3 separate regions of the Homo sapiens genome follow, and all the other regions are linked to region 3. A link is an interaction called in ENCODE POLR2A ChIA-PET data of the cell type or tissue named here. Cell type or tissue: Caco-2. All regions are shown on one strand. Region 1 overlaps CEP112 (centrosomal protein 112). Region 2 overlaps CEP112 (centrosomal protein 112). Region 3 has its middle 33 kb from the start of AXIN2.

The links. Peaks named below come from ENCODE experiments on the same cell type or tissue, not always from the same donor. Only the 100,000 strongest peaks of a DNase experiment are listed, where the experiment ranks them.
Region 1: POLR2A ChIA-PET joins it to region 3 with 5 read pairs; 2 of 35 experiments call an interaction of 5 or more read pairs at or near these places.
Region 2: POLR2A ChIA-PET joins it to region 3 with 5 read pairs; 4 of 35 experiments call an interaction of 5 or more read pairs at or near these places.

Annotation. Positions count from the first base shown.
Region 1 is chr17:65,726,579-65,734,578 of GRCh38, forward strand. All of the region lies in intron 23 of CEP112 (centrosomal protein 112), which reads right to left. Among named protein-coding and RNA genes, the nearest start is that of AXIN2, 170 kb to the left of the region's middle. In Caco-2, no CTCF peak of the experiment used is centred here; no DNase peak of the experiment used is centred here.
Region 2 is chr17:65,666,344-65,674,343 of GRCh38, forward strand. All of the region lies in intron 24 of CEP112 (centrosomal protein 112), which reads right to left. Among named protein-coding and RNA genes, the nearest start is that of AXIN2, 110 kb to the left of the region's middle. In Caco-2, no CTCF peak of the experiment used is centred here; no DNase peak of the experiment used is centred here.
Region 3 is chr17:65,590,447-65,598,446 of GRCh38, forward strand. No RefSeq gene overlaps it. Among named protein-coding and RNA genes, the nearest start is that of AXIN2, 33 kb to the left of the region's middle. RefSeq lists an enhancer at 3,193-4,008. In Caco-2, no CTCF peak of the experiment used is centred here; DNase peaks (open chromatin) are centred at 2,796, 3,972 and 4,995.

The DNA of each region.
Region 1 (8,000 bases), 140 kb after region 3:
ATGTGTGTGTCAAGGAATAGTGAGAAACCTGGATGGGCTCTGAAAGCTAAGCAGAAGAGTTTGATCATGATGTTATAAGCAACCCTCTAAATTCAATTTAGTCATACGACGTTTTCAGAAATTAAGACATCATCAAAAGATATAAAATAAAAAATGGAAAGTCCTATTGCCCCCAAATAATCACTATTACCCATCTGGAGACCTACTCAGGACATCTTTTTATGTATATGACATGCTGCACTCTTTTCATTTATTATATATTAGCAATCTTGCCTCATTTTCAAAGAGATCTACTTCATTCTTTAAAAATGGCCTCATAATATTCCATTGTGTGGATGTGTCATAATTTGCTTTCCCCAGCTTTTTGCTCAAACAATCCTGCAAAGATATTGTATAGACTTGCAAGTATATCCAGAGATAGATTCCTGTCAGGGGGAACTGCTGGCCCAAAGGTTATGTGCATTTGAATGTTGGTAGATAAGACCATACTGCCCTCCACAGAGGCCACACTGGTTTATACTCCCAGAAATGGGGCACGAGCCTGCTGGTTTCCCTGTATCTTCATCATTGACCACGTTTTCAAAATGAAAACTTATACTGGTCGGGTGGCAGTCAGTCTCTTCAAAACTTTGGACTTCTGATTTACATTTATTTGATTATGAGTAAGAATGAGCATTTTTTTTTTCATAAGTTTGCTGGACATTGATGTTCTATGAATTCTGCTTTCATGTTCTTTGCTCTTTTTGTCCACTGGGTTGTTAGTTTTCCTATTGATTTCCAAACCCTCTTTGTAAGACAAGGACATCACAGTGATTTAAGATTTCTTTGGCAGAGTTCTTCACACTGGACTGAAGCTGAGAGCCTTTTGGCAGGGATATCGGCTGAGAGGAGGCTGTTTTAAATCAATCGCAAGTTGAGAAGGGCTCCAAATAGGGTCATATCAGAGGAATAAGAAATACATTCAAGGACTCTGGTGAGAGACTTGAGATAAATTGGGATGAAGGAAAGAAAGGACAAAGATGAACTCAAAGTTTCTAACAGGAAACAGAAAGACTGGAGGTAACCCTGATAGACTGGAAAGAAGGGCCAATTTGGAAGGGAAGATCACAACTCAATGTTGTAGATGGTGACTCTGAAATAGTAGTGCATCTTCAAAAGAAGATGATTTACAGGCAGTGCAACATATAGGACCCAGCTAGGAATCAGGCCAGGGCTTCTGGGAATCATCTCTATAGAAGTGACAGCTGACATCACAGAGGAGATGATCTTAGTGTGGAAAAGAAAAGGAGAAGCAAAGCCCAGGACATAGACTCGAGGAACACCCACTGGGAGGAAGAGAGACTAGCAGAAGAAAGACAAGTAAAAGAAGTATCATATAAGCTAAGATAAGATAAGGGTTGGCAAACTACAGCCAGCTGGCCAAATCTAGCATTTACCTTGGTTTTGTCAATAAAGTTTTATTGGAACATAGCCATGCCCATCTGTTGACATACTGTCTATGGCTGCTCTCAGGCCACAACGTTAAAAGCTAAATAGCTTCAACTAGGACTATATGGCCTGCAAAGCCTAACATTTTTACTATTTGGCCCTTTACAGAACAAGCTTGACAATGCCTGTTTTAGAAGGAAAATTGTTGGTCAATCAATATAGTCAAATGCTGCATAGAGCTAGAGGATGATTAGAAGTAGAAAAACACTGTGGAATTTGGAGAAGAGGCGATAGGTTACTCTGTCAATTTTCTATATTATGGTGGGATTACAAAAGGGACTTTAAGAGAATAGATGGAAGAGTTGAATCATATACACATCAGAAAAAGAACAAGAGGTTGGTAGCTAGGAAGGGTTGCAAGAGAAACAACGCCATACAGTCTATCCACTTGTCTAGAGACCACACTCTGCTTGTTGGGCTTAGCTATGACTATAGGGCCTGGAGCTGTGAGTCAATTTCATCAAGGACATGGGAGAAAGAGAACTGTTGTACCAGTGGTACTTGAGTAAATGTATTCAAGTACATTTCCTGCACCTTATGCCATTGTGGTATAATTGCCTATAGTACAGCATGTTACTATACTGTAACATTACTGTATCATTACTGCACTATAGGCAATTATATAAATATATCTAAGCAAAGAAAAGGTACAGTAAAAATACAGTATAAAAGATACAAAATGGTGCACCTACATAGCGCACTTACCATGAATGGAGCTTGCGGGACTGGAAGTTGCACTTGTGAGTCAGTGAGTGAGTGGTGAGTGAATGTGAAGGCCTAGGACATTACTGTACACTACTGTAGACTTTAAGATACTCTACACTTAGGCTATGCTAAATTTATAAAACAACATTTTCTTTCTTCAATAATGAATTCATCTTAGCTTACTGGAACACTTTCACTTTATAAACTTAAAAAAAAATTTAAACTTTTTGACTCTTTGGTAATAACATAGCTTAAAACAGAAACACATTGTGCAGCTATACAATATTTTTTCCTTTCTTAAAAATTTATTTTTATTTGACAGATAATAATTGTACATATTCCGTTTTTCTTTATATCCTTATTCCATAAGCTTTCTTCTATTAATTTTTTTGTTTTTACTTTTTAAGCTTTTTGTTAAAAATAAGACAAAAACACACACATTAGGCTAGGCCTACAAAGGGTCAGGATAATTAAGAAGTTACTAGGTGGTAAGGTTTTCTCATCATTTATTTCATTGTAATCTTATGGGACTACCATCATCTATGTAGTCCATCTTGACTGATATGTTGTTATGTGACATATGACTGCATACATAAATATGTGCATATACACCTATGTAGCATATATGAGGCTGGTGCAAAAGTAATTGCGGTTTTTGCCATTACCACAATTACTTTTGCACCATCTAATACATATTAAATTGATCATTCAGTAATTTTGGTTGCTAAGGCTTACATTTATGTCATTCAATGATCATTACGTTCATTATACTGCCTTTGAACTATCTCCGATACAGTTTAGCATTATTAAAGATTAACAATGTCCAAGTAGTTTTTTGTTAAATTTTTAAAATTAAAAAACTAAAATTATCCATATATATTCCAATAGTTTACTAACCAAAGTACTTCATTTTGGACCATGCAATAATACAATTAACCACCAGCCTGGGCAACATGGTGAAACCCTGTCTCTATTAAAAATACAAAAACTAGCTGGGTGTGGTGACGCACATCTGTAATCCCAGCTACTAAGGTTGGGGTCTGTGGAGGGAGGATCGCTTGAGCCCAGGAGTTGGAGGCTGCAGAGAGCCAAGATCGTGCCACTGCACTCCAGCCTGGGCCACATAGCGAGATCCTGTCTCAAACAAACAAACAAACAAACAAACAAACAAACAAACAGAAAAACCAATTAACCATATATAGTCACCTAGTGACTTCCAAAGAGTACAATTTAGCCATTGGTGAAGAGGAATCTACTTTCACCTGTGTTCTTTTGATCACACTCTTCCTACTCACATATTCGTGTATTCGCTCATCAAACCTTAATTGATTCCTTAACGTACACAAGGCAATGTTCCAGGGGCTAAAAATATCTCTCATAGCACTTGAAGGATTTTGTCCACTGAACAAAGAATCTTATTTGACTAGTTTTAAAATAAAATAAAAACTGCCAGAGAATAGAATCGGAGGGAAGCTTTGGGGTAAAAAAAACTTTTGAGAGAGAACTGTTCCTTTCTTCTCCGCTCATTTATTGCTATTGCTTCTCCTTGCTCTAGGAAGCAAGGTCATAATTCACAGCCACAGCATATCCAAGCCTATCTTCCAGAGCATTCTTCCTGAAAAATGGCACTTACGCTTTATGCTACTATGACTGAATGGCTCTGTCTTTCTTTCTGAGTGAGCAGGCAAACCTTCTTAGGTGGGATGGAAAATACATTTCTATTCTTAGCATTATTAATTCTAATTCAGGAGGGCACAAAGAAAATGCCACTTTCCTTGTGCCCTACGGACGTGCATACAGGGGAGACAGGAATTAAGTAATGAACAGGTCCCAAACAATGCCATTTGATGCTAGGCATCGAGATTTCTTCCTGTTTCTCAATGCTACTAAAACACCACAATGAGGTTTGTAATTTTATTCCTTGGGAAATTGATTCCTGTAAGCTTTTAGGACAGTAAGAATTGCCCAATCTTATGAAATATTCTACAACCCCCACCCCCCGCCCCCAACCAAGCCCTTCTGGTAACACAGACCAGATTGCTAGATGTCCTACTGGCAGCTGACCTTGTCTTGTGAACTCCAGTCAGTAGCCAAGGGAGAGAAGCATCAATGCTGTAAAATCTCTTTTCTATGCCTGCAAGCAAAAATTTTACAACATTTCTTCTTGACATGAAATCTCTGCTTGGACATCTGGCTTCACAGTGAGAAACTTTCAATACGCTAGCTTCAAAGAAAGGACTTAGCCCTGGTGGTGCAGTGATGCCAGAAGAATGTTCCACAGTCTCTTTAAAGAACTATTTCTAACGTTTCCCCAAATGAACTTCTGTGAGCTCAGTGGATAGTGCCAACTCACATTTAGATAACTTGGCTTTGGCATACAGCCTTTTGTGGGCATTGCCCCTGGAGTATACAAATTGTGTTCTTAGATAATACAGGCATACCGCGGAGATACTCCAAGTTCAGTTCCTGACCACTGTAATAAAGTGTATACCATGATAAAGAGAGTCTCGCATATTTTTTTGGTTTCCCAGTGCATATAAAAAAGTCATGTTTACACTATACTATAGTCTATTACGTGTGCGATAGCATTATGTCTAAAAGAACAATGTATATACCTTAATTAAAACTTTCTTATTGCTAAGACATGCTAACAATCATCTGAGCCCCCAGAGAGTCCTAATCTTTTTATTGGTGGAGGGTCTTGCTTTTGATGCTGATGGCTGCTGACTAATAAGGGTGGTGGTTGCTGAAGGCTGGGGTGGCTGTGGCAATTTCTTAAACAAGATAAAAATAAAGTTCACTGCACCAATTGACTTGCTTTCACGGAAGATTTCTCTGTAGCATGCGATGCTGTTTGATTTAACCACAGTAGAATTTCTTTGAAAATGGGAGTCTATCTTCTCAAATCCTGCCACTGCTTTATCAACTAAGTTGATATAATATTCTAAATCCTATGTTGTCATTTCAGCAATGTTCACAGCATCTTCACCAGGATTAGATTCCATCTCAAGAAAACATTGTCTTTGCTCACCCATAAGAAGCAACTCTTCATTCAAGTTTGGTCATGAGGTTGCAGCAATTCGGTCGCATCTTTAGGCTCCATTTCCAATTCTAGTTCTCTTGCTATTCTACCACATCTGCAGTTACTTCCTCAAAGTCATTTGTGAAAGTTGGAATCAACTTCTTCCAAACTCCTGTTAATGTTTATATTTTGACCTCCTCCCATGAATCAAAAATGTTCTTAATGGCTCTAAAATGGTGAAGCCTTTCCAGAAAGTTTTCAATTTACTTTGCCCAGTTCCATCAGAGGAATTACCATCTATGGCAGCTACAGTCTTATGAAGTGTATTTTTGACATAAGAAGACTTGAAAGTTGAAATGACTCCTGGATTAATGAGCTGGAGAATGGATGCTGTGTTAGCAGGCAAGAAAACAACATTCATCTCCTTGTACATCTCCATCAGAGCTCTTGGGTGACCAGGTGCATGGTTAATCAGCAGTAATTTTTTTTAAAGGAATCTTTTTTTTCTGGGCAGGAGGTCTCAATAGCAGACTTAAAATATTCAGGAAACCATGCTGTAAACCAAGCTGCAGTGCAGCCTTTCTTGTTCCACTGAAAAAGCACAGGCAGATTAGATTTAGCATCATTCTTTAGCATCCTAGGGTTTTTGGAATGGTTAATGAGCCCTGGCCTTAGTCACCAGCTGCACTTGCCTTGAACAAGAGAGTTAGCCTGTCCTTTGTAGTTTTAAAGCTTCTCTAGTAATAAAAGTCCTAGATGGCATCTTCTTCCAACAGAAGGCTGTTTCATCTACACAGAAAATCTGTCATTTAGTGTAGTCACCTTCATCAATGACCTTAGCTAGATCTTCTGGGTATCTTGCTGTAGCTTCAGCACTTGCTGCTTCACCTTGCATTTTTATGTTATGGAGATGGCTTCTTTCCTTAAACCTTATGAACAAACCTCTGCTAGCTTCAGACTTTTCTTCTGCAGCTTCCTCACCTCTCTCAGCCTTCACAGAATTGAAGAAATTTATGGCCTTTGCTCTGAATCAGACTTTGGCTTAAGGAAAGGTTGTGGTTAGTTTGATCTTCTACTAGACTACTACAATTTTCTCCATATCACCACAAAGCTGCTTTGCTTTCTGCCATTCATGTGTTCACTGGAGTAGCACTTTTAATTTCCTTCAAGAACTTTTCCTTTGCATTCACAATGTGGCTATTTCGTACAAGAGGCCTAGCTTTGGGCCTGTCTCGGCTTTCAACATGCCTTCCTTACTGAACTTAGTAATTTCTAGCTTTTGGTTTAAAGTTAGAGATGTGTGACTCTTCACTTGAACACTTAGAGGCCATTGTAGAATTATTAATTGACCTACATCAATATTGTTGTGTCTCAGGGAAGAGGGAAGCCCAAGGAGATGGAGAGAGATGGGGGAATGGCCAGGAAGTGGAGCAGTTAGGATACACACAACACTTATTGTTTGTTGTCTCCCATGGGTGCAGTTTGTGGCACCCCAAAACAATGACAATAGTAACATCGAAGATCACTGATAACAGATCACCATAACAGATATAATAATGAAAAGGTCTGAAATATTGCAAGAATTACCAAAATGTGACACAGAGACACAAAGTGAGCACAGCACATGCTGTTGGAAAAATGGTGCCAAAAGACTTGACACAGAGTTGCCACAAACCTTGAATTGTAAAAAACACAATGTCTATGAGGTGCAATAAAATGAAGTGCAATAAAACAAGGTGTGTCTGTATATACAAGGCGCACGATATTTTTTTAGAATCTGCATAATTAGGCAAAATATATGACGGTTACCACAAGATCTGAGTTCTCTCCCCATATCTGCTATACCATTACAAAATATTTATGAGCTTGCTGCCACTAAAAATAAAATGACATGAGAATAAATGACACTATTTGTTATCAGAACCTTTTATGATTTATGAGGGAACATCATTCATTTATTCTGTGTATTTCCAGCACTTCCATCGAAACAAACATTGCACTAAAGCTTGCTCTCAAAAACCTCACAGTCTAGTTGGTGAGAAAGACAATTCATCTAAATACAGGTCCACAATGTTCTATCTGCAATCCTGAAATCCAAAAGTCCTCCGAAAAACACAAATTCTTTTTGAAAGTCTGCAGTTAACTTCTTTGGGAACAAAACCTGACTGATGTTGGGTGGGTACTTATAATCTCTACTTGTCTCATTCACTGGGGACACTCACACATTTCACTGTTCCTGTATGTGTCTGAGTAGACTGTGCTGTCCCAGGACCCACTGCAGATACAGCACAAGCACCACTTTCCTAGAACCTGCAGATTCGGACTGGGTGAGGGATTGTGGGTCAGCACTGTAATACAGCAAACACTTCATTAGAGGGATGAACGAGGTTGGCACGAGTTTCTCACTCTGATGCTTCGCAGAAAAGATGACCTTAAGTCAAAGGGAAAGGATACTTTACAAAGAACTCATGGGCATTTCCCATGGGGCATGGGATCATAGAGAACATGGCATCTATGTTGAGCACTGGCAGCTGATGAGGGAGACTGGAGGGTGATGTCTAGACAAGTGGTTCTCCAAGTATTGGGTTTCAGGATTCCTTTCCACTCTTACAAACTGACAACCCCAAAGAGGTTTTGTATATGTGGATTACATCTACTGAGTTTATCATATTACATATTAAAACTAAGAAATATTAAAACATTTTACTCATTAAAATAGTAATAAACTCATTATGTGTAAACATAAATATAATATTTTAATAGAAAAATAACTATTTTCCAAAGC
Region 2 (8,000 bases), 76 kb after region 3:
GGGGCCTTTTTCATACAATGTCTACCTCATGGGACACCCACATACTTAGTAGCCAACATTACTGACGATCTGCTGATGACTGACCCTGGTGTAATCTAGGGTTCATTGGTCCCTTGTGCTGGGTGAAGCCTTTGGTAATACTTAGGGAGCACCAGAGAAAATAACTTTACACAAAGACAAAAAGTTTAGTTATTTGCTGTATGTCTTAATTGATGCAAGCCATCAAAGTAGGAATTGCAGAGAACAAGGTATAAATCAATAAAATAAGTAAATGGAAGTGATTGAAGGACAGAGCCACTTTAAAGCAAGTGTCGCTCAATTTCCTGAAAACATAACGAAATTGCTTTGCAAAAGAAATCATAATGGTTTGCTTTTAATTTTTCCTAAAGAGCACTAATAACAAATAATGGAAAGTTCAATTGATAATTAAAGAAAAAAAAAACACTTCACTTTTGAGCATTCATGAGGCAGTATTCTTTTCAAATTATTATACTCTGGCAAGGCATACTCAAGGTACTTGGTTCCTTTGTACTCTTTCCCTCTGTATTTCAGGTTTTATATGAATGAAACACAATGAGTAATTCCTTCTCTTTGGATCCTTCAGGATATTATTTAAACACTGGCATCTGGTCTAAGGGAAACTTAATGCTAAGTCAGAGGAGTATTTGAAAAATAGTTTACATCTGGTTTTGTACTACCCATCCCTGGAAGTATGCAGGGAGGGTGGAGGAAATGAGCACATTGCTGGCTCTCTGGGCTGTGGTGCTGGTGGGGCTGGGTCTTTTGGTGTAATGCATACCACAGCATTCCCTTTTATAAAGTGAGGGATTAGTGCCACCTTCTTTGTAGCAATGTCGTGACCTCTATAATGCTTCTTAAATTGAGGACAATGATGGACCCACCAAGCCTTAACACATGATTTAAATCTGATCTGACAGTACTTAAACCCAGAACTCCAGAGGGCTAATGGTTGAACAAGCTTGGGAGAATGTCCAGGGAACAAAATGTAGAAGCCCGATGAATTACGGAGGAATCACAACTCCAGGGCAATGGAGGGGGGAGTAAAATGACATATTCTGAGTTGGTATCTTTTATAGGATTGACTAAAACTGTGGTCCCACTATAATGTGCTAGAAAGCAAAAAAATATATATTATTTTCACTCGTACATCTATAATTTAAGAAGGATATGAGTTTTAACAACATTTGTACTCTTACACACACACACACACACACACACACAAAACCTATCGAGAGGAATCTCTCATAGAGGCTAAAAATTAGAAGCAATAATATTTTAGGGTGGTCATTAATTTTAGGTACAGGTATATAGTATTTTAAATTTCTCACATTTAGACAAACTTAGAAACCTGATTAAAATCAGTTTGTGATATTTGTATACTGAGGATAAACGTAACTTGTAGAACCATGAAGAGCAAAACACTCAATAATGAGTCACAGCAGGACCCATGGAAGCTCACCTAGCAGTGACGTCTGACCTGCAGCAGCCACTGTGCTCAGAGGGAGGCCGACGACTGCGCCACTCCCTTGGGCACTTTTTTTTTTTTTTTCGAGACTGAGTCTCGCTGTGTCACCCAGGATGGAGTGCAGTGGCGCAGTCTCCACTCACTGCAACCTCAGCCTCCCAGATTCAAGTGATTCTCCTGGTTCAGCCTCCCAAGTAGCTGGGATTACAAGTGCCCACCACCATGCCTGGATAATTTTCGTATTTTTAGTAGAGATGGTTTTCGCCATGTTGGCCAGGCTGGTCTCGAACTCCTGACCTCAAGTGATCCGCCCACCTCAGCCTCTCAAAGTGCTGGGATTCCAGGCATGAGCCACTGCGCCCGGCCTCCTTGGGCACTATTCTTAGGGGACCTACTCCATTTCAATAAACTATAAGTTGGTGACAGGGCCAATGTTTATTTTGTTTTTGGCTTGTAAACAATTCACACATCGAAAACATCTCTGCCCTGCTCCTTCACTAATCCCCAGGGCCCTCCAGGTATGTCAAGCTGTTCAATATACACGTTAAGCCTTTGGCATTAAGTCAGGAACTTTCTACCCACATCCAAGAGACCTTATTACCCCTGTGACTTGTATTTCTGCATTTTTCTTTTCCTAACTCAGATCCCCCACCTGGAAGATCTTCTGTTTGTAGTTAAGTACTAAAAGTCTATATAATTCATAACCGCGAGGGCAGAGAAAACTCTAAAACCACCTGCCTGTATGTGGCTTTCGGGAAGCAACATTCCTGTGATCACACAAGCTGAAAAGGAATAAAAGTGCTCTCTCACAACAGCACCAAGTTGAGGTACTTTCCCTTCTTTCCTGGGATGGAACAAGAAGTGTTTCCTTTCTTTTCCATGTTTGTTAGAATTTGGATGGTTTCTATTCTCTCAACTCAGTGTTACTGATTGGCTGGAAGAGTTCATTCCACCCTTTTAGCCAAAGTCACTTTTGAACAGGCTGTTTTCGACTGCCAGGCAAGCACCACACAAAATTGGCATGAGATGCTTTTCTTTGGTTCCATTGGCCTCTCCTTTCTCTCTCCATCACTCCACTTACAGAATCTTGCCCTCCCCATCTAATGCCCCATATTGTCACATTTTCTCCCAGCTAACTTTCTTTTGGTAAAATCTCTAATGTGTGACAATTTCAACGGGTAACTTGCATTAGAAAGCCTCTGATTGTCAAGTAAAGTTCTAGTCTCGCAGTGAATTTTTTTGGCCCCCATCAGTTCAGTTTTCGGCAGGTGGGCAGGGGAAACATTTTGGGAGAGCGGCAGCTGGCCCTTCTCTCCTCACTGAAATCACACTACCAGTTTGACTTCGCCTGGTGTTAAGATTAATTCTTTTACTACTGCCTATTACTGACTCATTTCTCTTTCCTTTTGAAAATATGTTATGACATCGAGCCCCAAATTCAAGTATAAAACTAGATTTGGTGGCAAGAAATTCTCTTCTAAGGAATAGTTTTAGACTTTAGAGTCTGATGAGCCAGACTGAGAAGCATGTGTTACCACAGGGGTATAAACGTAGGGTTGGAGTTTGAAAAAGGGTATGTATAGCCTGGCGATAACAATTTGAGAATCACCACAATAAATGAGACCTGAAGACAATGGGGATAGATGATATCATTGAGGGAGAGAGAATGTATAGCTGGGAAAGAAGTAGGGAATAGATACCAGAAAACAGAGATTATTTACTGTATGGGGAAGGCCTAAAATCAGAAGACAATAGAAGAGATTGAGAAGCTGCTGTCTAAAAAAGAAGAAAAGGCCGGGTACGGTGGCTCATGCCTGTAATCCCAGCACTTTGGGGGGCCAAGGCGGGTGGATCACGAGGTCAGGAGATCGAGACCATCCTGGCTAACACGGTGAAACCCTGTCTCTACTAAAAATACAAAAAATTATCCAGGCATGGTGGAGGGCACCTGTAGTCCCAGCTACTCAGGAGGCTGAGGCAGAAGAATGGCGTGAACCCGGGAGGCGGAGGTTGCGGTGAGCCGAGATCGCGCCACTGCACTCCAGCCTGGGCGACAGAGCGAGACTTCGTCTTGAAAAAAAAAAAAAAAAAGAGAGAAAAATAGAATTATGCTGGGGTAAGAAGTCAATGCAAATTAACCTTGGGAATCTCTTCTACTTGGCTATGAGCTCCTTCAGGAAAAAGACTCTCTTATTTATCTTACAGTCGAAGGCTAATGGCTCCTGGCACATAGTAGGTGCTGAATAAATGTTTGCTGAATAAGTGCCTTCTCTTTTTAAAAATAACCTGTTTGTCCCTTCAGTGGGGCATATGTTCTTTGAGGTTTTTTTGTTTTTGTTGTTGTTGTTGTTTTTTTTTTAACTGATGCTTAAAAGAGGGTCTGAAACTTTTGTGTTCTGTCATTTTCAAAATACCCTCTAATTATACCCTAATAGTTATATAGGTATCATAGCTAGAATTTCCCAACAGGCAGGATTTCAACTCACTGTTTGGGTCCTGTTACTTTCTGTATATTTTTATAACTCAGTTGTAACTAAAAAAAAAAACCCTCATAATTGAAATTCTCAAGAACTTTTCTATTTACTGGCAGTATATTAATATACACAAATGCAAACACATTTATTATTCTTTGTCCCCTATTTAAAAACTGAATAACAACAAGTGTCAACTTTTAAAACCCATCATGCATTCTTCAGGCTTCACCTTAACCCCACCTTCCTCTAGACTTAGAAGCTCCAAAATATCACAGCTCACAGAGAAATAGAGCCTGCAACAATTAACCAACTTAATTTTCACAGATGCTACCATCAATCAATACATATTACATATTAATTTTCACATATGCTACAATCAGTTTTTCACAAGCTTCACTAAAAAGGTCAGTATACACCGAACCAAAAATTTAGCAGTTTTAAGGATTAATGAAAACTAAGTAGATACTACTTCAGAATTATGAATCTGATTGTCAGCCAACTCAGGGTCTAAAACCTTATGGAATGTATTACTACTGTATTTACTGATCATGCAGTTGAATGCCTGCTTTGTACAAAGCACTGTGGTAGTGGGCGGGGGGGGCGGGGCAGACCAAGACTAAGCTCAGTACAGATAACTGGGGAATCAACTCACACTACAGTCGTTGAAAAAATAACCCATTATTATAAAGAAATGCATCAAAACAACATAATAGATTATACAAAGAATATAAATATATAAATATCCACTATTATTTCTGAAAGGAAACTTATTTCTCAGATGTCTGTTAGGGTTGTTTGGCTGAGAAGGGGGGTGGGTAAAACAAATAGTACGCAGCTGGTGGAAAGAGAAGGACTATAAGCAGGTGGCAAAAGGGAAAACAGTAGTCACTGGGGGTCAGGAATCTGAAGGTCATACCACAGGGTGACATCACAGAAAAGAGAGCCCTGACTACACTTTAAGAGCTCCCGAAGGGGAAATTGGGAGGTAGCATCCATAAGGGGAGAAGTACCCCCATGTACAGGGAATGCTACATCTCAGAAAAGAGGATCTTGCACTGTGTCTACGGGAGCCCATGATGAGTGTAAGAGAAAAGGGTCAAAAAGTCTCTTTGTGACTGATGTACGGACAAGAAGAATGGTGTTTCTATCCTGCATATGCAAGAGGACTTGGAGGCTTTCTGTCTCTCATTGGTACAAACTCCCTGAACCAACTGGAGATAAACTCTGTTCATCTTCTATGTGGTGAAAGTTGACTGTGGAACAAACAGACATACTATATACACCAACACACAACATATATATGTGTGTGTATGTATATATATAGTATGTATGTGTGTATGTACATATATAGTATGTGTGTGTATGTATATTTATAGTACTTGTGTGTGTATGTGTGTGTGTATTCCTACTATAATACATTCACTGCCCTCAGAGGAACCTTAGTCTAGTGGAAATGACAAAATATGTCCACAAGTAATTAGAATGAAGGTGATGTGTCTGAACTCAACAAAAGGTAGCTATTAGAAATCCTCAGGAAGCAAACTCTTTCAGTGAAACTTAGGAATTCTCATTAAAGATAAGAAAAAAACAAGGACACATACTATCACTGGTACTACTTGATATGGAACTGGAGGCCTCACCTGTGCAATATGACAAACATTAATAAATAAGGATGAAATACAGGAAGGAAGATACAAACATTAAATCTGTTTAGGAATGATACAATTGCCTACTTAGAAAATTTAAGAAATCAACTGAAAGATCATTAGAAGTAATGTTGGTAAGAGCTCTGGTGAGACAACTGTAATACTCCTAAATACCAGAATTATCCATTTAGAAAAAACAAGGGAAACCCATGAAAAGAAAATATACCATAATATATTTGGGAATAAGTTTAATAAGAAATGTACAACACATCCATCCATATTAGGATAGATTTCAGTTGTAATGAAAAAACTAATGAAATGCAAAGAGATGTAAAGTTCCTGAATGGGAAGACTCAATATCGCAAAGATGTCAATTGTCCTGAGACTAATTCATAAATTCAATACAGTCCCCATAAGACAATCAGTGGGATTAAAAAAAAATGAACTCTACAATCTTAGCCCAAGATTCATGTGAAGGAGAAAATGCTGAAGAATAACTAAGACAATTTAGTTTAAATTTTTAAAAAGATGATGAGAGGAGTCTTCTCTTTATAGATGATATTTACTACATATTAGTACTCTTCAGAAAGGTTTTGCTTGTAATACCTGATTGAATCCTCACAACAAATTCATAAGGTGAGTACCACTATTAATTCATTTTCAAGATAGGGAAACTGAGGCAAATCAAGCAAGTAACTTGCTTAACGTTCCATAGCAAGTAAGTGGAAGTGGCAGAGCTGAGATCTGAAGCCAGGCACTGTGGCTCTGAAGCTCATGCTCTTAAGTACCCTAATAGATGGCTCATATTGGCACAGGAAATCGATAAATGGGAAAGAAGAGAAAGTCCCAGATTCACACACATATCAAAAATTTGATTTTTGAAAATGATGGCATTTCCAAAAAATGGGAGAAATATATCTCAGTCAATACATGGTATTAGTATTAATAACTGGCTATCTATTTGGAAAGGAAACTAGTAAAATCCCTGTATTAGTTTTTTATCATTGCTGTAACAAATTACCCAAAGTTAGCAGCTTAAAACAACACAGATTTATTCCCTCACAGTTTTGTAGGTTGGAAGTTTGAGGGAGCTCAGCTGGATCCTCAGCTCTGGGTATCACAAGGTCAAAATCAAGGTGTCAGCTGGCCTGGGCTCTTATCTGGAGGCTCTGGGGGAGAATTCACTTCTAAGCTCATTTGGGTTGTTGGCAGAATTCACTTCCTTGGCACTACAGGGCTGAGGTTCCCATTTCCTGGCTGGCTGTGAGCTGCGCGTCCCTCTCATCTCCTTGCGACTGCTATTCCTCATCATGTTGTCCTCTCCCTCTTTAAAGTGGCAATGGCGCAATGGTTCTTAGGCTTCAAATCTCTCTAGCCCCCCCGCCCTCTTTTGCCACATTTGCCATGTTCTCCTGCCTCCAGCTGCAGAAAGTTCTCGGCCCTTAGTGGTCATGTGTCTGGATCAGCCCCACCACTTGGATAATCTGGGATCATCTGCCTTTTTTAAGGTTACTTATTAGTAACCTTGATTATATCTGCAAAATCTCTTGCAATGCAATGTGCATAGTCACAGATGCCAGGGACTGGGGTATGGACCTCCTTCAGGGGCCATTCTGTCTACCCCAATCCTTCTCCCACATAATATATCCCACATAACATAACAAATTTGAGGTAGATTAAAGAGTTAAATGTATGAAACGAAACTCTCAAAAGTATAAGAAAATAAAAGAGAATATATTTCATAATCTAGGTTAGAGAGTACCTTCCTAAGCAAGCTTGGAAACCATAGGGAAAAAGATAGAAGGTAATCTTCTCAAAAAATTAAAATATTGAATAAAAAATTAAAAGATAAGCAATTCTGAATTCTGAGAAAGTATTTGCAACTTATCTAACTAACAAATGATTAACATACAGACTATGTAAAAAATAAACTTTCTTTTTTTTGGAGTTGGAGTGTCACTCCATCACCCAAGCTGGAGTATAGTGGCACAATCTTGGCTCACTGCAACCTCCACCTCCTGGGTTCAAGCCATTCTCCTGCCTCAGTCTCCCGAGTAGCTGGGATTACAGGCGTGCGCCACCAAGCCCAGCTAATTTTTATATTTTTAGTAGAGACAGGGTTTCACCATGTTAGTCAGGTTGGTCTCCTGACCTCAGGCAATCCGCTCGCCTCAGCCTCCCAAAGTGCTGGGATTACAGATGTGAGCCACCATGCCCAACCAAAAAATAAACTTCTATAGATCAAATTAGAAAAACAAATCAATAGAAACAATTAGCAATAAATGTGATCAAGCAATTCATGGAAATGCAAATACTTTCCACTCTTAGTAATGAATGATTAGATAATCCATTCCCAGGTCTGTTTCAAAATGTTAGGCAAGGCAGGGAAGAATT
Region 3 (8,000 bases):
GCCCTTCTTCAGGGAACACTCTCTATGATCTCTGATAATCCAGGCACAGTTGGCCACAGTGTTTCTCTTTTCTTTCTTTCTTTCTTTTTTTTTTTTTTTTTTTTGAGATGGAGTCTCGCTCAGTTGCCCAGGCTGGAGTACAGTGGCACGATCTCAGCTCACTGCAGCCTCCGCCTCCCGGGTTCAAGCGATTCTCGGGCTTCAGCCTCCCGAGTAGCTGGGATTACAGGCGTGCACCACCACACCTGGCTAATTTTTGTATTTTTAGTAGAGATGGGGTTTCACCATGTTGGCCAGGCTGGTCTTGATCTCTTGACCTCGTGATCCGCCCACCTCGGCCTCCCAAAGTGCTGGGATTACAGGCGTGAGCCACCACGCCCGGCCACAGTGTTTCTTTCTGAGCTTAAAAAACCAGAAAGGGGGATAAAAGGTTGGAAGTGAAATTTGGTCAGCTAGTTAGATCATGAGTGTTAAAAGGTAATAAAATCAAGGCGGCTGCTGGCTCTGGCCAGAGTCATCTTCCCAATACAGCCTTTCTGCAAAGGTCTGGCAGCTGCAGGGCAGCCACACCACGGTACAAGAGTCAGTTGCAGACGGAGTAGGAGGTCCCCAGCTCTCTCCTGCCCTCCTTTGATTCTTCCACCTGAGGCCCAAGTATGGCTTGTGTCTTGAGATGCTGCAGTCTCTTTCCCTAGGGTACATTTATACTGCTTCAGAGAAGCTTTTGGTGTTTTTGGTTTTTTAAAGAATAGAGACAGAGGCCGGGCATGGTGGCTCACGCCTGTAATGCCAGCACTTTGGGAGGCTGAGATGGTTGGATCATTTGAGGTCAGGAATCAGAGACCAGCCTGGTCAATATGGTGAAGCCTCATCTCTACTAAAAATACAAAAATTAGCCGGGCGTGGTGGCACATGCCTGTAGTCCCAACTACTCGAGAGGCTGAGGCAGGAGAATCACTTGAACCCGAGAGGCAGAGGTTGCGGTGGAGTGAGAATAAGCCATTGCACTTCAACCTGGGCGACAGAGCAAGGCTCCATCTCAAAAAAAAAAAAAGAAGAAGAAGAAGAAGAAATTATTTCAGCCTGACACGGTCCCTCACACCTGTAATCCCAGCACTTTGGGAGGCTGAGGCAGGTGGATCACTTGAGCCCAGGAGTTTGAGACCAGTCTGGGCAACAGAGTGAGACCTTATGTCTACAAAATTTTTTAAAAAAATTAGTTGGATGTGGTGGTGCATACCTGTAGTCCCAACTCACCTGGAGAGGCTGAGGTGGGAGGATCCTTGAGCCCACCTCAAGCTGCAGTGAGCCATGATCAAACCACTGTACTTCAGCCTGGGTGACAGAGCGAGACCTTCTCTCTCTCTCTCTCCCCCACCCTGCCATACATATATATATTGTTTTTTTTTTCCTACAGAGACGAGGTCTCACTCTGTCACGCAGCCCAGGCTGGTCTTGAATTCCTGGCCTCAACCAATCCTCCTACTCAGAGCTAGGGTTACAGGTATGAGCCACTGTGACAGCCATATTTTGTAAGGAATGGAGTGAGGGCTGCAGATGGATGGGCCACAGTCTTCTCAGGTGTGCTGGTGATTGTCTCCTGAGAGCTGGACAGAGGCCTCTGCACTCTACCTGCACTCAGGAAACATTTACAGAATCACACTCTGTGTGGAGCACTGTGTTGCCCTGGTGGGTCTGGGGTGCATTTCCTGGTCCTTGGAGGACTCAGATGGCTCTCTGTAGAAGCCCAAAGGAGGGTTGGTGGGGCTGAGGCATGTTGGCAGTGGTGAAGATATTCTAGTAACCTCCCCCAGCACCCAGCCTTCCCACTGGTTGGGCCTAGGAATGTGGTCAGAGAGCCCTGCCCCGAGTTTGCAGAGAGGCTATAGCTGCCCTGGCAGCTGGTCAAGCATCTATCCATTTCAAAGGCTTTTTGTTAAACTTCTAACAGCCGAAAGGACAGCCTGAAGCCATGCGCCAGGAAGGCCTCCCAATTTTGGTGGCCAGGAAGTCTATTGAGCTCCCCTCCAACCTCTCCAACCCCTAGAATGGAGACCTGAGCTGGGCAATCAGCCCAATAAATCAGGGGATGGCACCCCAGGGGCCATGATGACCCAGGGGAGGCCCCCTCTGGCTTTGGGATTTACTGAAGGGCAACGCACAGGTGTGCAGGGCAAGAAGCCGCCAGGAGGCCTTGGAAAGATGCTAGCCAGGGCTGATGCCAGTGTCATACAAGTGTTGGGTCTCCCTGGGGCAATGTTCTAGTTGGATGCAGTCTTCCTTTCTTCCCCAGGTCCTGTCTGCTCATCCAGCTCTAGCTGTGGGAGTCAGCTCTGCCTTTGGTGGGGGTTCTGCTACTACCAATTCACGGGTGCTCTCCAGGCAAGCCATCTTGGCTTTTGAAATGTTATTTTCTCATTCATAAAATAAAGATGTTGGCCCGGTCACCAGGTCTGCTTCTCTCTGATGGGTGTCAGGGATGTCTCAGAGGATGCAAGGAGAGTGAGAGAGGTGGGGGAAGCGGGGGAGGCCCCTGAGGGATCAAGCCCTCCTCCCACCCACAGGGCTCCCTGGTCCCTGGGGATTCCCAGCCTGCCCTGCAAAGCCTTCATGGGTGCCCTGGGCGCACCCATGAAGACCCAGGTCCACTGACACCAAGAAAGGAAGGCTTTCCTCCCCTCCGCCCCCAAACCTTGTGCCTTTAAGTGTCTTTGTTTGATCTGAATTCTTGATTGCCGTTGTGGAGGGGTGTGGCTGAGTGGGACTTTTGATCTCGCCTCCCCAGAGTTTCTGGGGTCTGGTTTGGCAGAGAAGTTTGGGGTTAGCAGCAGTCACTGCCATCCGTATGAGGGGGGCGCTCAGGCCCAAATTGATGTCAGGTTCCCGGCCGGGCGGAGTGTTACCTGGAGCTTTGAAGCTTGTAATGTCTCCAGACCGTCTTCTCAAGTCAGCGGCTACAAATGTTAATAAAATTAAAGCCACCTGAGAGTTCAGCTGGGCGATCCTTTGAAAGCAAGTCTGTGATGGGTTATTACCCTCAATTACCTAGTTGTCCACTCTCTTCGCTTGGGGTTAAACTCTTAACTCTTCCCTTTGAAGTCATTATCCTTTTATCTATGACTGGACCAAGGAATTTCAGGACAATAATCAATGGAAACTTCATAAGAATAGAAGACCCGGGAGGGGAAAAGGTGTGAATATCCCTTTAACCGTTGGGGGGAAGGGGGATGGGGGGTGGGGGATGGGGGCCGAGAAGGCCCCGTGTCCCCAACTTGAAGAAGTAAAAAAGGAAGTGGGGGTACCTGATAATGACCCAGCGAGCAATTTTCAGATCTTCTAGAAAATAAAGAGAAAACGATAATTTGGGGGCGATCAGAGAGGTGCAGCCCTCATCAAAGGGGAAGGGAAAGTAATGAAGCAAAAAGACACAATTAAAGAATGGGTTTAATTAGGGCTTTGATGTCTGACATGGTGCATGACACTGTTAAAGGGGGAGGGGGACCAACTATTCAAGCGCCAGGAAATGGCTTATTAAAAAGATCCGTCCCCCAAAGACGCTGCCAGAAAAAGGGGAAACTTCCATGCCGCTTCTCCCACCAAAGAGCAAAGTCAGTTTCACTTAAATCCTCACCATCAGGAGGAAAAAACACCACAACTCTTTTTTTTTTTTCGCAAAAGTCTTTCTGGGTTCCCAGAGGCAGCAGCTCTTTCAGGATTATTATACTTGGTGCTGGCCTCTCCCTGTTTAAAGAGAGAAGGAAAGAGAGAGAGAGGAGAAAAGAAGGAAACAAAACAAAACAACAACAACAAAAAAACGGAGCGTGTGTGCACTAACGAATGTTGGCAATGTGTGTTTCATTTCTCCTTTTCATTTAATCCCATTTGGAATGCTTGTCTACACAGAGAAGACGAAAACACAGGGGGGAAGAGCCAGTCGCACTGGAATGAGCAAGAAGCCTTCTCCAGTAACGAGGAGCTGCCCCAGCTTGGTTTTAGATGTGACAGAGCCGCGTCTGCCCCTCCACCGCGCAGCCCGCACCTCTCAGCCTGACACACACATGCACACACAAACACCGCCAGTTGAGGATTTGAAAGCTCACATTTTGCCCTTGTTACAACTCCCCTACTCCTCATTAAAAAAAGAAATAATAAAATAAAAACTCCTTTTATTGTGTGCAACATCTGGAAAGCTCCCTTCTCCATCTGCTAGGTCCTGACAGTGTTTGCAACCACAAAGCCAGCATCTCCTCCTGCAATGTGTCATGAAGGCTGGGGGTTGGAAGCCCTGGTGAGAAAGCCTGGGAGGGGGTCAGACAAACAGGCCTGCCCTCTGCCTGCTGGATGTTGGAGCCAGCACGGGTCCCCTTGGCCTGGGTTCTGGGGTCTGGGCTTCATGTGACTCTGAGTTTAAGGGAGGCAGCCGGTAGCCCCCTGAGTCTGTTCAGACAGGAAGCAATGGCTGAGCATTCTCATGTTCATAGGAATAACTTGAGTCAGGCCCTCCTGCCAGTGCCGGGAAGAAGGACAAACAGCTTGGAGACCCTAATGTGTATGCTTGGGATTCAATTTGAAATGAGCCTGTTGGGTTTTTATTTCAAAACGCTCCTGTGTTGGGTTTTTATTTCCTCTCTCGTATTTACACACACACTCAGCTAGCACTCTGGGAAAAAAAAAAAAAAAAGACAGCAGGTTTTGAAAAGTAGAGTGGTTTATGTGAAAAGATCAAAATGTTTCTCATACTTTCTCCAAAGGCCTAGGGCTCTTTTCTCCCAGGGACTGAACTTTTTCTCAGAGATAGTAATCCTTTAAAGCCTCAGCCCTCATTTCTTTTAGGTCACTCTTCCATTTCTTGGATTTAAAGAAACCAGAGGGGTCAGAGATGTGGACATGTCACTCAAAATGAGCCACGGGGCTCTGGTCATCCTGCTTTGGGGGATGAGGGTTAGTTAGAATGAGAGCCTGAGTGATGATGGGCTGGTGGACAGAGTCACATGATCCAGGCCCAGCCAATGAGAAGTCACAGAAGTTTAGGATGGCTTGAGCAACGGTCAGGGTGGTGATGTCCTCAGCTGTGATGATCTTGGACACAGTGCCTAGACAGATATGCATGTATTTATATGTGAACCAAATGTGCTGGGCTGTCCAGGATGCTATGATGTATCTGCTCCTAATGAAAGCGAATGCTAAAGTTAGCTCAACAAAAAGCAAACTTCTTCAGATCAAGTGTCATTATTCTAGATACCTAAAAGGGGCTTTATAATACAATTTATGCAGACCCTGGAGGAACTTCTACTTGAATTGGAGGGACTCCTTTGCTTTTCTGCCCAAACTACAACTGCTCAAGCATTTCTACTGTGAAGAAATAAAAGATTTGAAAAGCACGGTAAGGCCAGGCACAGTGTCTCATGCCTGTAATCCCAGCAGTTTGGGAGGCCGAGGAGGATGGATAATTTGAGGTCAGGAGTTCGAGACCACCCTGGCCAACATGGGAAAACCTCGTCTCTACTAAAAAAAAAAAAAAAAAAAAGCAAAAAAATTAGCCGGGTAGTAGTGGCCCACACCTGTAATCACAGCTACTCGGGAGGCTGAGGCATGAGAATCGCTTGAACCTGGGACAGGGAGGTTACAGCGAGCCGAGATCGCACCACTGCACTCCAGTCTGGGCGACAGAGTGAAACCCTGTCTCAAACAAACAAACAAACAAACAAACAAAAAACATGGTAAGCCTAAATTGGCCCACATTAAGAATAACTGTAATCTCTCCTCACTTTAGGATTTTCCATTTTATGGTGGTTTTCTAATCTTTGCATTGTAAGATTAGAATTGGAAAGTAAGATATTTGGGGATCCTTATAGCATCTTATTTTCTATGCGGAGGGGAAAAAAACCATTATGGAGGGCCTGGATTTTGTAAAGAGTTTTTAAATGCCCTGGGTTATTCTAAAAGTTTCTTTCCTCACAAAAGGAAGACGTGACATGAAGTATATATAATTTTTTATTTTTAAAATTTTTTATTTCTTTTTGGGACAGAGAGTCTCACTTTTTCGCCCAGGCTGGAGTGCAGTGGCATAATCTCAGCTCACTGCAACCTCCACCTCCTAGGTTCAAGCGATTCTCCTGCCTCAGCCTCCCAAGTAGCTAGGATTATAGGCATGCAACACCACACCGGGCTAATTTTTGTATTTTTGGTAGAGACGGGGTTTCACCACGTTGGCCAGGCTGGTCTTGAACTCCTGACCTCAAGTGATCCACCCACCTCAGCCTCCCCAAGTGCTGGATTACAGGCACAGCCACCATGCCTGGTCTGAAGTATATTTTTGATGATCCGTTTTGGGACAGTCTCATCTTGGCTTCGGATATGCAATTCTGCTGGGCAGAAAGGACTATGGGGAAAGAGGGCTCTGGGCTGGCACTGAGGCCCCAGGAGTCTAGCTGGGCAACGTTGAAGGCTTTCGGGTAAGTGGGGTCAGGGATTGGCTTGATCCCAGCATCATTTTTCCATATTACCCACTGGAATATGCCAATATTTCACCTTTACATAGTGTTGGTGGCGGGGGCTGTTTGTTTATGTGACAAACATTTCTGCAGCAAGAGAAAACGGATGTTAATTACCAAGTGAAGCTAAACCCCAGTTTACGAAGAGCCTTCTCCAAAAGAAGCTGCAGGCTACAGAGAGAAGTCTTACTTTAGGAACCAAGTAAAAGGCTTTCCTTTCATGTTGTTTGCAGAGAGGAAGTCTTCGTTTGTGATGAGAGTAGGTGTCAGAAACAGGCTCCTATTAAAGGTGGTTTTGCTGGAAGCAGGAGAAGGCCCGAAGCCAGGGATATTCTTTTTAATAAGTCCCCGGCCTCAAAGCAGAAACAGGGCCTTGGTCCCACTCAGGGATGGATGCTTCCCGTCCAGTCTCACACTGGAGGTGGGGTGGGGTGCATGTGAGTGTGTGAGTGTGCGTGAGTGGGGGTGTCATTCTGCGGGAGCAGGGGACACTCCAGAATGCTTTTCACTCTCGTAGAAGGCAAGAGTGAACTTAAGACCCACAGTCCCCAGGGTAAGTCACACCTACCGCCCCAGGAATCCGGGCTTTGCAGAGTTTTCTCTATAGGGTATAGCCCGAGTCCATGCCTCACTCTGCCACATACTGACTGAGGATAGGTTTCCTGGGACAAGTTACCCAATCCCTCCATGCCTCAATTTCCTAGCCTGTAAGACAGAGGAGGACTCCTGCATCATAGGATTGGGGACTTATTAGAGGTGGTGTACTGTCTTTGCCACATTGTATCAGGCACTCAGTATACTCATTATTTTCCCCCCCCCGCCTTTTTTTTGAGACAGAGTTTCACTGTTGTTGCCCAGGCTGGAGTGCAATGGCGCCATCTCAGCTCACCGCAACCTCCGCCTCCAGGTTCAAGCGATTCTCCCGCGTCAGCCTCCCGCGTAGCTGGGATTACAGGCATGCGCCACCACGCCCGGCTAATTTTGTATTTTTAGTAGAGACGGAGTTTCTTCATGTTGGTCAGGCTGGTCTCAAACCCCTGACCTCAGGTGATCCACCCGCCTCGGCCTCCCAAAGTGTTGGGATTATAGGCATGAGCCACCGCGCCTGGCCTTATTTTTCCAACAATTCTTCTGTGTGAACAAAAATAGGTAAGAATGGGTTTTGTTTAGGCTCCAAGACTGTAAGCTTTCTGAGAGTAGGAACTGCATCTCACTCTGTAGCCTCAAGTTCTAGCACACTGCTGGGAGTATGATGGACACTAATACACAGTTGTGGTTGCTGTTATAGATCACTGGAGAACTGCTGTTGGTCAGGAGAGGATAGGGGATGAGAACTACAGTAGTCTTTGCTTTACACAAGCATAAATCTTGGCCGGGTGTGTTGGCTGTAATCCCAGCACTTTGGGAGGTCGAGGCGGGTGGATCACCTGAGGTCAGGAGCTCGAGACCAGCCTGACCAACATGTTGAAACCCCGTTTCTACTAAAAATACAAAATTAGTCGGGTG